Linked DNA regions of Homo sapiens: region 1 is linked to region 2. Evidence: chromatin contacts called from ENCODE Hi-C or POLR2A ChIA-PET data. All regions are on one chromosome and are shown on one strand. The core of a region is the stretch at or near the end of the contact, and the rest is flanking DNA. Distances in the headings are between cores, read along the strand shown.

The links. Hi-C counts contacts between places; a loop is a spot of excess contacts on that map. ChIA-PET counts read pairs that join two places held with the same protein, here RNA polymerase II (POLR2A). Pooled maps may share reads with other maps.
Region 1: a loop to region 2 is called in a pooled map, with 2.1 times the contacts of the local background. The contact joins two enhancer-like sites. A Hi-C loop is called at or near these places in 1 of 50 pooled maps. POLR2A ChIA-PET finds 5 or more read pairs at or near these places in 6 of 52 experiments (GM10248, HEK293, HepG2 and 3 more).

What each region holds. Positions count from the first base shown.
Region 1 is chr19:4,137,650-4,144,569 of GRCh38, reverse strand. No RefSeq gene overlaps it. Among named protein-coding and RNA genes, the nearest start is that of CREB3L3, 13 kb to the left of the region's middle. Within about 2 kb of position 3,965, at least 3 of the 41 ENCODE cell types and tissues checked have a DNase peak (open chromatin) inside an H3K27ac peak, as active enhancers do.
Region 2 is chr19:3,948,964-3,956,680 of GRCh38, reverse strand. No RefSeq gene overlaps it. Among named protein-coding and RNA genes, the nearest start is that of MIR637, 8.7 kb to the left of the region's middle. RefSeq lists an enhancer at 4,549-5,318. Within about 2 kb of position 5,182, at least 11 of the 41 ENCODE cell types and tissues checked have a DNase peak (open chromatin) inside an H3K27ac peak, as active enhancers do.

The DNA of each region.
Region 1 (6,920 bases), core at 2,716-5,215, 190 kb before region 2:
ACCAGACTGGCCAACATAGTGAAACCCTATCTCTACTAAAAATACAAAAAATTAGCTGGGCGTGCTGGCGCACACCTGTAATCCCAGCTACTTGGGAGGCTGAGGCAAGAGAATCGCTTGAACCAGGAGGCAGGGGTTTCAGTGAGCTGAGATCACGCCATTGCACTCCAGCCTGGGCAACAGAGTGAGACTCTGTCTCAAAAAGAAAAAGAAAAAAAAAGAAAGAAAGAAAAAAAGAAAGTCTGTCCACCAGTTTCAGGGGAACAGGTTGTCTGCAGGACGGTACCGAGAGTCAGCACCTAACCCGTCTCATCTCCTGATCCACACCCCTCAGTCCAGTCCGCACCTCCCAGTCTCGCCACCACCTCCTCCCGGTGATTGCTTTATGGCTGGTAGGTCCAAGGGTCACAGCGGACCCTCTCACCTGGAAAAGGAGGCACAGGAGGCCCCCACTGGCATCCTTCCCGTTGGTGGAGGAGGAAACAGGGCAGGGGCAGGGGGTGTCTCCTCCGCTCCACCCTACCGGGGTTGGCCTGGGGGTTGAGGAGGACAGCATTTCCAGGCCCCAAGAACTGAAGTATCCCTGGGCTTCCCTATCTAGTCTGCAAGATCAAGGTGTGGGCAGGATTCATTCCTTCTCTTTTTTTATGAGACGGAGTTTCACTCTTGTTGCCCAGGCTGGAGTGCAGTGGTGCCATCTCAACTCACTGCAACTTCCACCTCCCGGGTTCAAGCGATTCTCCTGCCTCAGCCTCCCAAGTAGCTGGGATTACAGGCGTTCACCACCACATGTGGCCAAGGGTTCATTCCTTCTGAGGTCTTTCTGCTTGGCCGATACATGCTTCCTTCTCCCTGAGTCTCACTTCACATTATCTACCTTCCTGCGCGTATCTGATTCTGTACCTAAATTTCCCAACATGTAACCCTACTATTTTTTTTTTTTTTTTGAGACAGGGTCTCACTTTGTTGCCTGGGCTGGAATGCAGTGGCACGATTTTGGCTCACTGCAACCTCTGCCTCCTGGGTTCAAGCGATTTTCCTGCTTCAGCCTCCTGAGTAGCTGGGACTACAGGCATAAGCCACCATGCCTGGATAATTTTTGTATTTTTAGAAGAGACGGGGTTTCACCACGTTGGCCAGGCTGGTCTTGAACACCTGACCTCAGGTGACCCACCCACCTCGGCCTCCCAAAGTGCTGGGATTACAGACGTGAGCCACCGCGCAAGGCTATTTATTTATTTATTCAGCCAGGGTCTCCCTCTGTCACCCAGGCCTCCCTGCAGCCTCAAACTCCAGGCTCAAGTGATCCTCCCACCTCAGCCTCCTGAGTAGCTGGGACCACAGGCATATGCCACCTAGCTCAGCTAATTAAAAAATCTGGGGTGGGGTGCAGGCATGGTGGCTCATGCCTATAATGCCAGCACTTTGGGGGGCTGAGGCGGGCAGATCACTTGAGCCAAGGAATTCAAGACCAGCCTGGGCAACACAGCAAGATCCCATCTTTACAAAAAATACAAAAATTAGCCAGGTGTGATGGTGCATGCCTGTGGTCCCAGCTACTCAGGGGGCCAAGGCAGGAGGATTGCTTGAGCCCAGGAGGTTGAGGCTGCAGTGGTATATAATGGCACCACTGCAGTCCAGCCTGGGTGACAGAGCAAGACCCTGTCTCAAAAGAGAGAGAAAGAGAGTCCTATCCCTAGCTCAGCAGCAAACTTGTGATGCCAGAGAGTTGCTTCTCTCCCAGACTGTTTCTTGGTCTATGAAATGTGGGGATAGATGTGAAGGTAATATAAAGCCCCTGCCAGCTCAAATATTGACGTTAATGTTTAATCCCTGGCAGGCTGGGCGTGGTGGCTCACACCTGTAATCCCAGCACTTTGGGAGGCCAAGGCAGGAGGATATTCCTGAGGTTAGGAGTTCAAGACCAGCCTGGCCTAAATTGCAAAACCCCGTCTCTACTAAAAATACAAAAATTATCCAGGCGCGGTGGTGCACGCCTGTAATCCCATCTACTCAGGAGACTGAGACAGGAGAATTGCTCCAACCTGGGAGGTGCAGGTTGCAGTGAGCTGAGACCACACCACTGCACTCCAGCCTGGGCGACAGAGCCAGACTGTCTCAAAAAAATAAAAGAAGGAAAGAAATAATAATAATCTTAAGAACAGTAAACATTGCATTTATTTATTTGTTATTGTTATTGTTTTGTTTTGTTTTGTTTTGTTTTGAGACAGAATCTCACCTGTAGCCCAGGCTGGAGTGCAGTGGCGTGATCTCGGCTCACTACAACCTCCACCTCCCAGGTTCAAGCGATTCTCCTGCCTCAGCCTCCCGAGTAGCTGGGACAACAGGCACCCGCCACCGTGCCCAGCTAATTTTTCTTATTTTTAGTAGAGATGGGGTTTCACCATGTTGGCCAGGCTGCTCTTGAACTCCTGACCTGTGTTGATCCACCTGCCTCAGCCTCCCAAAGTGCTGGGATTACAGACGTGAGCCACTGCGCCAGCCCGGCCATTGCATGTATTTTTACAGTTCCCTTCTATTTTGGGTATCCATTATTGGTTTCAATTTATTATCCTGTTACAAAGTTTTCTTTTTAAAATAAATTTATTGAAAAAAAATGAAGGTTGGCCGGGCGTGGTGGCTCATGCCTGTAATGCCAGCACTTTGGGAGGCGGAGGTGGGTGGATCACGAAGTCAGGAGATCAAGACCATCCTGGCTAACACAGTGAAACCCTGTCTTTACTAAAAAAAAAAAAAATACAAAAAATTAGCCGGGCATGGTGGCGGGCGCCTGTAGTCCCAGCTACTCGGGAGACTGAGGTATGAGAATGGTGTGAACCCAGGAGGTGGAGCTCGCAGAGAGCCGAGATCCCGCCACTGCACTCCTGCCTGGGCAACAGAGCAAGACTCCTTCTCAACAACTTTTGTAAAAGGAAACATTATAATGCTAGAGTAAATTAAAAAGAAATGTAGTATCTGGTGCCTGAAACAGAAGCAAAAAATAAATAAATAAATAAATAAACAACATTGTTAAATTCCAGGCAGCTACTGTTGCCTGTAGGAGGTTCTAGATTAGGCAACTTTTATTTATATGTTTATTTATTTTTTAATTTTGAGATGGAGTCTTGCTGAGGCAGGAGAACCGCTTGAACTCGGGAGGTGGAGGTTGCAGTGAGCCGAGATTGCACCATTGCACTACAGCCTGGGCAACAGAGGGAGACTCCGTCTCCAAAAAAAAAAAAAGAAAAAAAAAAGAATTATTTCATGGTAGCGGTAGCATTCACAGAAAATTATGTGACATTCTCATTTCAGCCTCTAAAAATAAAACTGTATTAGGACACAGCCATGCCCAGTTGCGTACAGGTTATCTAAGGCCTCTTGCAAACTGCGAGAGCAGATTTCAGGAGCTGCAACAGACAGAGTTTAAGCTGGGTGGTTTTTTGTGTGTGTGCGTGTGTGTGTTTTTTCGTTTTGTTTTGTTTTGTTTTGAGACAGAGTCTCTGTCGCACAGGCTGGAGTGCAGTGGCACGATCTCAGCTCGCTGCAACCTCCACCTCCTGGGTTCAAGCGATTCTCCTGCCTCAGCCTCCTAAGTAGCTGAAACTACAGGTGCACGCGCCACCATGCCTGGCTAATTTTTGTATTTTTAGTAGAGACTGGGTTTCGCCATGTTGTCCAGGCTAGTCTCGAACTCCTGATCTCAAGTGATCCCCCCGCCTCGGCCTCCCAAAGTGCTGGGATTACAGGCGTGAGCCACTGCACCCCGCCTAAACTGTGTATATATTTATTTAGTGTGTGTGTATTTATTATACGGCTCTTTAGGAAAAAGTTTGCTAACCCCTGTGCGAATTTGGCATCCCCTCTCCTCCAAGCCCCCAACTCTGGAAGGGTAGACAGGGCCTTCCCTGTTGCAAAGACAAAGACCACCCCTGCTGACCCCACCACTTTTCCCACCCAGGCCCATCCTGCTGGGGGATGGGGGATACGAGGAGGACTCCGGATAAGAGGCTGGACCTGCGTCCTAGCTCCCGGCTCCCTCTAGAGGATCTTATGAGAAACTCACATTCTCTACTGCAGCCGGAACTACCTAACCTCCCAGTCTTTCTTCTGCCATGGGGAAAGTTTCTTTTTTTTTTTTTTCTTTTGAGATGGAGTCTCGATCTGTTGCCCAGGCTGGAGTTCAGTGGTGCCATCTCAACTCCGCCTCCCAGGTTCGAGCAATTCTCCCACCTCTGCCTCCCGAGTAGCTGGGATGACAGGCGTCCGCCACCACGCCCACCTATTTTTTTTCTATTTTTAGTAGAGAAGGGGTTTCACCATGTTGGCTAGGCTGGTCTCGAACTCTTGACCTCTGGTGATCTGCCCACCTCGGCCTCCCGAAGTGCTGGGATTACAGGTGTGAGCCATCGCGCCTGGTCTGTCGTTCCCATTTTACAAACAGAAGCACCATCCTTCCAGAGGGGTCAGGTCCAAATTTCTTATCCCTGAGTTTTTCTCTCATACCTGCAAAACTCTACACCAGGAAAGTCTTGTCTGCTCCATGTTCAAAATGCATCCTTCTACCTGGCGCAGCCTCTCCTTAGCCGGCCTGGACCAGCCCACTCTCCTCCACCCTGGTTTCTCAGCTCCCATTCTCGTCCTGCAAACTTGTCTTCCCTGCAGCAGACACCAGAGGGCGCCCGTGAGCACCGGAGTCAGAGCCTGTCCCTCCTCTGCCGGAAATCTTCTATGGCTCCCACCTCCTTGGAGGTCAATGCCCAAGTCCTCCCTATGGTCCACAATGTGCTGCATGATCTGCCCTGTCCTCTACCCCTACCCCCTCCCCATCTTCCCCTCCTCCTTCTCTCCCCCTTGCTCACTCTGCTATAGCTACACAGGCCTCCTTACTGCTCCTCCAACACCAAGCGTGCTCCTGCCTCAGGGCCTTTGCATGGGCTGTGCCCTCTGCTTCAAAACCTTTCCCTGATATCTGTGGGGTACACTCCCGCCTCTGCCCAAATGTCACCTTTTCAATGAGACTCACCCCAACAGACTTCTTAAAACTGCAACCTTGGCCAGGCACAGTGGCTCACGCCTCCCATCCCAGCACTTTAGGAGGCTGAGGTGGGCAGACTGCTTGAGCTCATGAGTTCGAGACCAGCCTTGGCAACATGATGAAACCCTGTCTCTACTAAAAATACAAAAATTAGCTGGGCGTGGTGGTGCACACCTGTAGTCCCAGCTACTCGGGAGGCTGAGGCAGGAGAATCACTTGAGCCCAGGAGGTGGAGGTTGCAGTGAGCCGAGATCGAGCCACTACACTCCAGCCTAAGTGACAGAGTAAGATTGTCTCAAAAAAAACAAAACAAAAACTAAAACTCCAACCTTTCCTCAACTCTCTGCTTCCACAGTTCTATCCCCTTCCTTCCCTTTTCTTTTTTCTTTTTTCTTGAGACAGAGTTTCGCTCTTGTCGCCCAGGCAGGAGTCCAGTGGTGCGATCTTGGCTCACTGCAACCTCCGCCTCCTGGGTTCAAGCAATTTTCCTGCCTCAGCCTCCCGAGTAGCTGAGATTACACGCACCTGCCACCACGCCCGGCTAATTTTTGTAACTTTTAGTAGAGACTGGGTTTCACCATGTTGGGCAGGCTGATCTCGAACTTCTGACTCAGGTGATCCGCCTGTCTTGGCCTCCCAAAGTGCTGGGATTACAGGCGTGAGCCATCATGCCCGGCCTTTATTTTTAATTTTTAGACAAGGTTTCACTATGTTGCCTTGGCTAGCCTGGAACTCCTGGACTCAAGTGATCCTCCCACCTCAGCCTCCCAAAGTGCTGGGATTACAGGCATGAACCACTGCACCTAAGCTCCTTCCCCACTTTTTTCATCTCTGTGGCTCTTCCTGGCATCTTATCTGTGGCCTATTTCTCCCCCAGACTGTAAACTCTGTGAGGGCAGGGGTTTTGTCTCATCCAATGCCTGGCACTTAGTAGGGTTTCAATAAAAATGTGTCAAATCAATGAACCTTAAGAAAAGTGACTCACAGTAGTTTGATAATAAAGAACATGGCTGGCCGGGTGCGGTGGCTCACGACTGTAATTCCAGCACTTTGGGAGGCCGAGGGGGGGCGGATCACAAGGTCAGGAGATTGAAACCATCCTGGCTAACACGGTGAAACCCCGTCTCTACTAAAAATACAAAAAAAAATTAGCCAGGCGTGGTGGCAGGTGCCTGTAGTCCCAGCTACCTGGGAGGCTGAGGCAGGAGAATGGCGTGAACCCAGGAGGCGGAGCTTGCAGTGAGCCGTGATCTCGCCACTGCACTCCAGTCTGGGTGACAGAGCGAGACTCTCTGAAAAAACAAAACAAAACAAAACAAAACAAAACAAAAAAAGAACAAGGCCAAAAGCAAAACAAAACAAAACAAACAAACATGACCATGTTTCATGTCCCAAATGCCTCCCAATATAATCACAGCCTGTATTGCGGTGGGCAAATTAGAGCCCACAGCTCACTGCCTATTGTTGTACAGCCTGAGTTAAAAACTGATTTTATGGCCGGGGCATGGTGGCTCCCGCCTGTAATCCCAGCACTTTGAGGGGCTGAGGTGAGAGGATTGCTTGAGCACAGGAGTTCAAGATCAGCCTAGGCAACACAGGGAGTCCCTGTCTCTACAAAAAATTTAAAAATTAGCCAGGCATGGTGGGAAGTGCCCGTAGTCCAGGCTACTCAGGGGCTTGAGGTGGGAGGATCACCAGAGCCAAGGAGTTGGAAGCTGCGGTGAGCTATGACTGCACCACCGCACTCCAGCCTGGGTGCCAGGTGAGATCCTGTCTCTAAAAAATTTGTTTTAAATTATTTTATTGCCAGCATAATAGGTCACGCCTATAACCTCAGCACTTTAGGAGGCCAAGGTGACAAGATAGCTTGAGCCCAGGAGTTTGA
Region 2 (7,717 bases), core at 3,933-6,432:
GCCTCCCAGGTTCAAGCGATTCTCCTCCCTCAGCCTCCCGAGTAGCTGGAATTACAGGCACCTGCCACCACACCCAGCTAATTTTTTGTATTTTTAGTAGAGACGGGGTTTCGCCACGTTGGCCAGGCTGGTCTCGAACTCCTGACCTCAGGTGATCCACCCGTCTCGGCCACCGAAAGTGTTGGGATTACAGGCGTGAGCCACCGCACCTGGCCTGCTATGTGTACTTTAACCATAATAAAAACATATTTCAAGCTGGGCATGGTGGCTCATGCCTGTAATCCCAGTGCTTTGGGAGGTGGAGGCAGAGGATCACTTGAGCCCAGGAGTTCGAGACCAGCCTGGCAAACATGGTGAGACCTTATCTCTACAAATAACAATAATTAATAATAATAATAATACATCTAGTACATCCAATCTGGTTAATCGTCACAGCCTTCAGCACTCCCTACCAGACCCCCTAGGGCTTCTCATCCCCTAGTACACAAAGCATCAAGCCTTGGCCTCTCGGAGGCCTCTGGGACCCCACCGGAGGCCAGGACCATCACCCCCTCAGCCCCCAGAAGACCAGGAGGCCTCTCAGGTCAGCCCCTCTGGTCAGTCAAGGAAATTGAGGTCCACGGAAGCACAGCAGGGCCCAAACTCATACTCCCAGCCCTTTTCCTGGAACCAGCAGAACATGAACCCTGCTGGGGAGGGGCGGACCAGCTACACCAGGAGACCAGGACCCCCGGGGGCTCCCATTGCTGGGAGCATGCAACCACACTCTGGCCCAGCCTTCCTCAGTGGGGTGACCCCGAGCCCCGAGTCCCCAGCCCCGTCTCTGGCCTTCCTCTGGGCACCTGAGATGGGGCTGGTACCCGTGGAGTGCTCAGTCTTGTCAAGGACACCCCAGAATCCACGTTGGGTGGCAGTGGCGTGCAGCAGCTTCAGGGGCTCACAATTCTACGGGATTCCCACTCCACAGCAGTGTGAGGCTGAGTTCCACTGGCAGAGGGTCAGATGGGGCACCCTGTCCCCCACTCAGGGTGTCCGGTGAGAGCTCAATTGGTGTCCTCCACAAAAATACTGAATTCCTAAATAGGCCCTTATTTGGAAATAGGGTAGATGTAATTTGTTAGGATGCGGATGTGGAGGTAGTTAGAATGACATCATGCTGAAGTAGGGTGGGCCCTAGTCCTTATGACTGCATGGGGGCTGGGTATGTACGGTGGCTCACGGCTATAATCGCAGCACTTTGGGAGGCCGAAGTAGGCGGATCACCTGAGGTCAGGAGTTCGAGACCAGCCTCGCCAATATAGTGAAACCCCGTCACTACTAAAAATACAAAAATTAGCTGGGCGTGGTGGCAGGTGCTTGTAATCCCAGCTACTCGGGAGGCCGAGGCAGGAGAATTGCTTGAACCTGGGAGGGGGAGGTTGCAGTGATCCGAGATCATGCCACTGCACTCCAGCCTGGGCGACAGTGAGACTCTGTCTCAAAAAAGAAAGAAAAGACTACGTGGGGGCTGGGCGCGGTATGTTGACTCACAGCTGTAATCCCAGCACTTTGGGAGACTGAGACAGAAAGATCGCTTGAGCCCGGGAGTTCAAGACCAGCCTGGGTAATAGTGAGACCCCCGTTTCTACAAAAAATACAAAAATTAGCTGGGCGTGGTGGCACACGTCTGTAGTCCCAGTTATTTGGGAAGCTGAGGTGGGAGGATCGCTTGAGCCTGGGAGGTTGAGGCTGCTGTGAGCTATGATCGTGCCACTGCCCTCCAGCCTGGACAACAAAGTGAATCCCTGTCCCCCCTACCCACCGAGAAAGGCCATGTGAAGATGGAGGTAGAGGCCGGGCATGGTGGCTCACACCTGTAATCCCAGCATTTTGGGAGGCCAAGCTGGGTGGATCACAAGGTCAGGAGTTCGAGACCAGCCTGGCCAATATGGCGAAACCTCGTCCCTACTAAAAATACAAAAATTAGCCGGGTGTGATGGCAGGCTACTTGGGAGGCTGAGGCAGGAGAATCACTTGAACCCGGGAGGTTGGAGGTTGCAGTGAGTTGAGATCGTGCCACTGCACTCCAGCCTGGGTGACAAAGCGAGCCTCTGTCTCAAAAAAAAAAAAAAAAAAAAAGATGGAGGCAGAGATTGGAGCGGTGCGGCCAAGGAGCCAAGGACCACTGGCCACCACCGGAATCTGGAGGGGTAGGAGGGAGCCTGGCTCTGCTGGCACCTTCCTTCTGGCCTCCTGACCTCTGGAGCTCTGAGAGCCTCTTGAGTAGCGTGGTGTCTGGCTCACACGGGCATATCATGACCTGCCCTGTGACTATACCTGGCACTGGCAGGTCCCTGGCAGTTTCCAGCCCTCAGCTCCCACAGGCTGGGACGGTCACTGGTCTGATTTCTAGGTCAAGAAAACACCCATGGCCCGCCCTGGGGCGAGCCGTGGTCTCACCGCCCCTGCAGAATCTGGCCTGTCGAATTCGGCTTTCAGGAGGGGCGGCAGCTGGAGGCCCTGCCGGGAGGCTCCATGTATGGGCAGACAACCTCTTGGTCATGCCAGTAGCCAAGGAGTGGCTGGGATGGAGTGAGGCAGAGAGGAGTGGGGGGGGCTCAGGGTCTGTCTGGTGGGAGCGAGTTTTCTTTTTTTTTTTTTGAGACAGAACTAGTCTCCTGCCTCAGCCTCCTGAGTAGCGCTGGGATTACAGGCGCCCGCCATGACGCCCGGCTAATTTTTGTATTTTTAGTAGAGACGGGGTTTCACCATGTTGGCCAGGCTGGTCTCGAACTCCTGACCTCAGGTGATCTGCCCGCCTCAGCCTCCTAAAGTGCTGGGATTACAGGCGTGAGCCACTGCGTCCAGCCAGTGGGAGCAAGTTTTCAAAGACATCCCTGGGACAGGGCTCAGCGCCAGGGAGAGCCAGTGAGGGCTTGGTGTGTTTCTTGCCTGGTGCCCATCCCTGTGCATCCAGCGATGACTGCAGCTGCCTGCGTCCTGGGCGTCCGTGCTGCTGCTCTTGGGCAGGGTTGTCGCGTGCGGGTCCCCCCCCCCGCCCCCCTGCAGCTGCTGGGCCAGGCGTGACCTCCAGGACAAGGCAAGCTGGGTTCAGGCCATAGCTTGGCTGTGACTCAACCCTGGGGCATCAGAGAAAGGTCATGGGGCTGGTTGAACACAGGACCTCAGGTGCTGGACAGATAAGATAGACGTCGCGGGGGAGGGAACACCCCACACCACGCAGGGTCCCCCCCAACTCTGGGCTGCGCTCAGGAACACAGCACACAGCCAGGGACCGTGGGAGGCAGGCTTTGCAGTAATGAGAGGGTGAGGGGGCCTCCGCTTCCCCAGAGAAGAGATGATCGGCCTGTTGAGAAAATTTCAGGCCGGGTGCGGTGGCTCACGCCTGTCATCTCAGCACTGTGGGAGGCTGAGGCGGGAGGATTGCTTGGGCCCGAGAGTTGCAGGCCAGACTGGGCAACCTGGGGAGACCCTGTGTCTACAAAAAATTAGAACATTAGCTGGGTGTGGTGGCTCATGCCTGCAATCCCAGCTACTCAGGAAGCTGAGGCGGGAGGATCACTTGAGCCCAGGCGGTCAAGGCTGCAGTGAGCTGTGATTATATCACTGCACTGCAGCCTGGGTGACAGAGTGAGACCCTGTCAGAAAAGAAAAGAAAAGAAAAAAGAAAAAAAGAGAAGAGAAGAGAAAAAGAAGAGAGAAGGCAAGGGGAAGAGAGGGGAGGAGAGGGCAAGGGAGGGGTGGAAGAAAAGAAAAGAAAAAAGCAGGCCGGCCACAGTGCCTCACGCCTATAATCCCAACACTTTGGGAGGCCGAGGTGGGCAGATCACCTGAGGTCGGGAGTTTGAGACCAGCCTGACCAACATGGAGAAACCTTGTCTCTAGTAAAAATAAAAAATTTAGCTGGGCGTGGTGGTGCATGCCTGTAACCCCAGCTATTCGGGAGGCTGAGGCAGGAGAATTGCTTGAACCCGGGAAGTGGAGGTTGTGGTAAGCTGCGATCGCACCACTGCGCTATAGCCTGGGCAACAAGAGCAAAACTCTGTCTCAAAAAAAAAAAAAAAAAAAAGAACAGAACCGGCACTTTGGGAGGCCGAGGCGGGTGGATCACCTGAGGTCAGAAGTTCGAGACCAGCCTGAACCACATGGTGAAATTCTTGTCTCTAATAAAAATACAAAAAATTAGCCAGGTGTGGTGGCGGGCGCCTATAATCCCAGCTACTCCAGAGGCTGAGGCAGGAGAATCACTTGAACCCAGGAGGCGGAGGTTGTAGTGAGCCGAGGTTGCACCACTGCACTCTAGCCTGGGCGACAGAGCGAGACTCCGTCTAAAAAAAAAGAGGCCGGGTGCGGTGGCTCACGCCTGCAATCCAAGAACATTGGGAGGCCGAGGCGGGTGGATCACAAGGTCAGGAGATTGAGACCGACCTGGCTAACAGGGTGAAATCCCGTCTCTACTAAAAATACAAAAAATTAGCCAGGCGTGGTGGTGGGCACCTGAAGTCCCAGCTACTCAGGAGGCTGAGGTAGGAGAATCATTCTGAACCCGGGAGGCGGAGGTTGCAGTGAGCCACGGTTGTGCTGCTGCACTCCAGCCTGGGCAACAGAGTGAGACTCTCTCAAAAAGAAAAGAAGAGGAGAAGGGGAGAAGAGGAAAGCAGAAGAGTTCCAGGGCTAGCAGGGAACAGAAGTGACTCAAGGAGAAGCAGGACCCTGCCCAGCCCCCTCTGAGGATGGAGGGCTCTTTGCCTAGGGGACGCACCTGCAGGAGCAGAGGAGGCCATCGGGGCCCTCCCGGTTTCCCCAGGCTGAGCAAAGGCAGCACAGGACACAGAACACGCATTTGAGGCTTTGCGCCGCAGCTTGGATTTAGTTACACACTGTCTGCAAAATGTGTCCTGGGTTGAAGCACATCCTGGCTCTGCTCCTGGTAAACGGTGCTGCCTCTCTGCCATTTCCCCCTCCCCAGGGGACAGCGATTCCATCTGCCTCCCAAGATGGTGGTGAGGGCGGAAGGAAGGGCTGCAGCGGGGCCTGGCACCCTCTGGAGGGCCCCCAACTATGAGTCTTGTTTGATTCTAGGGTCTCAGACTTAGTCATTGCCAAGTCGCGTTGGGTGGGGCGAGCGCTGCCTGGCGCCTCCAGGTCAGGGCCTGGAGCAGGTGTTGGGAGGAGGCCTGAGTCCAGCAGAGCCCGCAGCTGCCGTGGCCTTGACCATACACGGGCATGAAACTGCGGTCACTATTAATAACCACGGTGCCTTTGCCCAGGTCCAGGGTGACAGCCGCTATAAAGCCAGGCCTGCCAGCCCCAAGCGGCTCCTTCAGCCCCCGAGAACCTTAACCCCCCTGTTGTGAGACAAAAAGAAAAGTAAGTACCAAAACCATCTCTCCCCCCGTCCCCCTGGTCAGCCTCGTGCAGAACACGGGCCCCCGCTCGGCGGCCGGAAGTCAGACACAGAACAGTGGTGAAATGAGATCCCCCCTCAAAGGACGTCCGAAGCACAGATCCGGGGTGGTACCTACTTGTCCCAGGCGGTTCGGTGGCCTCCAGGACAGCCCAGGCCCAGCCCTGCCTAAGGAGCAGGGAAGATGGCTGTGGGGAGGAGGAGGAAGAGGAGGAGGAGGCAGCGGCTGAGCTGTTTGGGGGCTGGGCCTGCTCACTGCTTCTCCTTATCTAAGGGGACAGAGCCGGGGATCCCGCCGCAGGCCGGGTGACCCCAACAATGCATGTGTGTCTTGCGATGATGTGGCCACAGCTGTGGCTCCCTCAGTGGGGGGAGGCGAATGGCGAGGACGGAGGTGGGGGCTCCCTCCCTCCGGCCCCCTCCCCACCCCAACCCCTGGCTGTCCTGGGGTCTCCCGCCCCTCTCTGGGGTTTCATAGTTTGAAGGTCCCTTTAGGGGAGAACTTACAGGCCATGTCCTCAATGAGCCCTGTTTGGATTGACTGCACCTCACGGGTTCCCTGCTTGGAGAGCCGCTGGACCCCCACCTTGTCACCCCCTCCCCTACCTTGGAGGGGGCTGGGCCCTCGTCCTCCCGGAAGCTCAGTGGTTTCTCGACCTCGTTGAATGCTGCAGAAGCTTAACGGGGGCAGAGAGGAGACAAGGCCATTTCTCGGGAGCCCGCAGCTCCCCCAGAATGTGCAGGGTGGATCCTGTCTGGCCTCTTCAGCCTGCTTCTCCCCCAGGCCCTAGCTGGGCCCACAGCTGGCCCCAAGGACACCCCCTTAAGGCCCTGGCAGCAGGGAGTCTGGGGCACCCAAGCTCGGTGGCCTTGGAGGTGACAGCTTTGGCCCTGGTAGGGCCCTGGGGTGGGGGGCGGGGGGCGGCGCCAGCGGAGTAACTGCTGATTAAGGGGCCGGCTGACTACTACTTGATGTGAGTGGCAGATGGTTGGGGGTGGGGTGGGGGTGCCTGAAATAGAGTTGGGGGGAGGCCGGCACTAAAACCTCATCCCCCCCACCTCCCAGGGCCTCTCTGCTTCCATCCGGGTGGGTCTCAGCCTCTCTCTTCCCATGGCCAGCAGGACTTCTGGGGAAGGGCCTGAGGGCAGAGTCCCAGGGCTGGGTGGTCCCAGGGGAGCGGGCAGGGCAGGGCAGGGAGTTCAGGTTCTCCATGGAAGGGACTGTCCATCTGTCTGCGCACACACCCTCCAGTGCCTCCCAGGCAGGGAGGGGGCTGCAGACTGGCTTCCTGATGACCCAGGTGGTTCACGCCTATAATCGCAGCACTTTGGAAGGCTGAGTTGGGAGGCTTCCTTGAGCCCAGGAGTTCGAGACTGGCCTGGGAAACAGATCCCATCTCTACATAAAATAAAAAAATTAGCTGGGCACGGTGGCACGCCCTGTAGTCCCAGCTACTTGGGAGGCTGAAGCAGGAGGATTGCTTGAGCTCAAGAGGTTGAGGCTGCAGTGAGCGATGAGGGTGCCTCTGCACTCCAGCCTGGGTGACAGAGTGAGACCCTGCCTCAAAAAAACCCCCCAAAGATTGCCTTCCCAGCTGGAGAAGCCACTGAGCCAGGGGCACAGCGGGGTCCTGCCTGTCTGTCCCAGGCCCCGGGAACCCTGAGACACCCCTCCCCAACCCCTCACAGGGAAAGGCTTCAGAAGCTGCAAACCAAGGACCCCACTGTGGGCACGAGAATCCCGCCCTCGCACGGGAGCTCGGAAGGCCAGCTTCCAACGAGGTCCTCTGCCCTCCACAGACTCCATGGGCTGCCTGTCACCTGGGGTCCTGCAAGGGTCAAGGAGGGAGGCCCCCAGGCAGGGGACTTTCAGTAGAGCCAGGCTACCCTCAGCCAAGTTCCTCAAGCTCCGGGAATGACTTGGCCCAGAGAAGTGTCAGCCACGCGACAACATGGGGGCCTCTGTGTGATGGTTGGTGCCTGCCCTGGACTCTCAGTCCCTTCCTGGGCCCACGATAGGTACCTCAAGGGAGCGGGGCAGGATTTTTTGTTTGTTTGTTTTTGAGACAGGGTCTGGCTCTGTCGCCCAGGCTGGAGTGCAGTGGTGTGATCTCGGCTCACCGCAACCTCTGCCTCCCAGGTTCAAGCAATTCTCCTGCCTCAGCCTCCTGAGTGGCTGGGATTACAGGTGTGCACCATCATGCCCGGCTAATTTTTGTATTTTTAGTAGAGATGGGGTTTCACCATGTTGGCCAGACTGGTCTCGAACTCCTGACCGCAAGTGATCTGCCCGCCTCAGCCTCCCAAAGT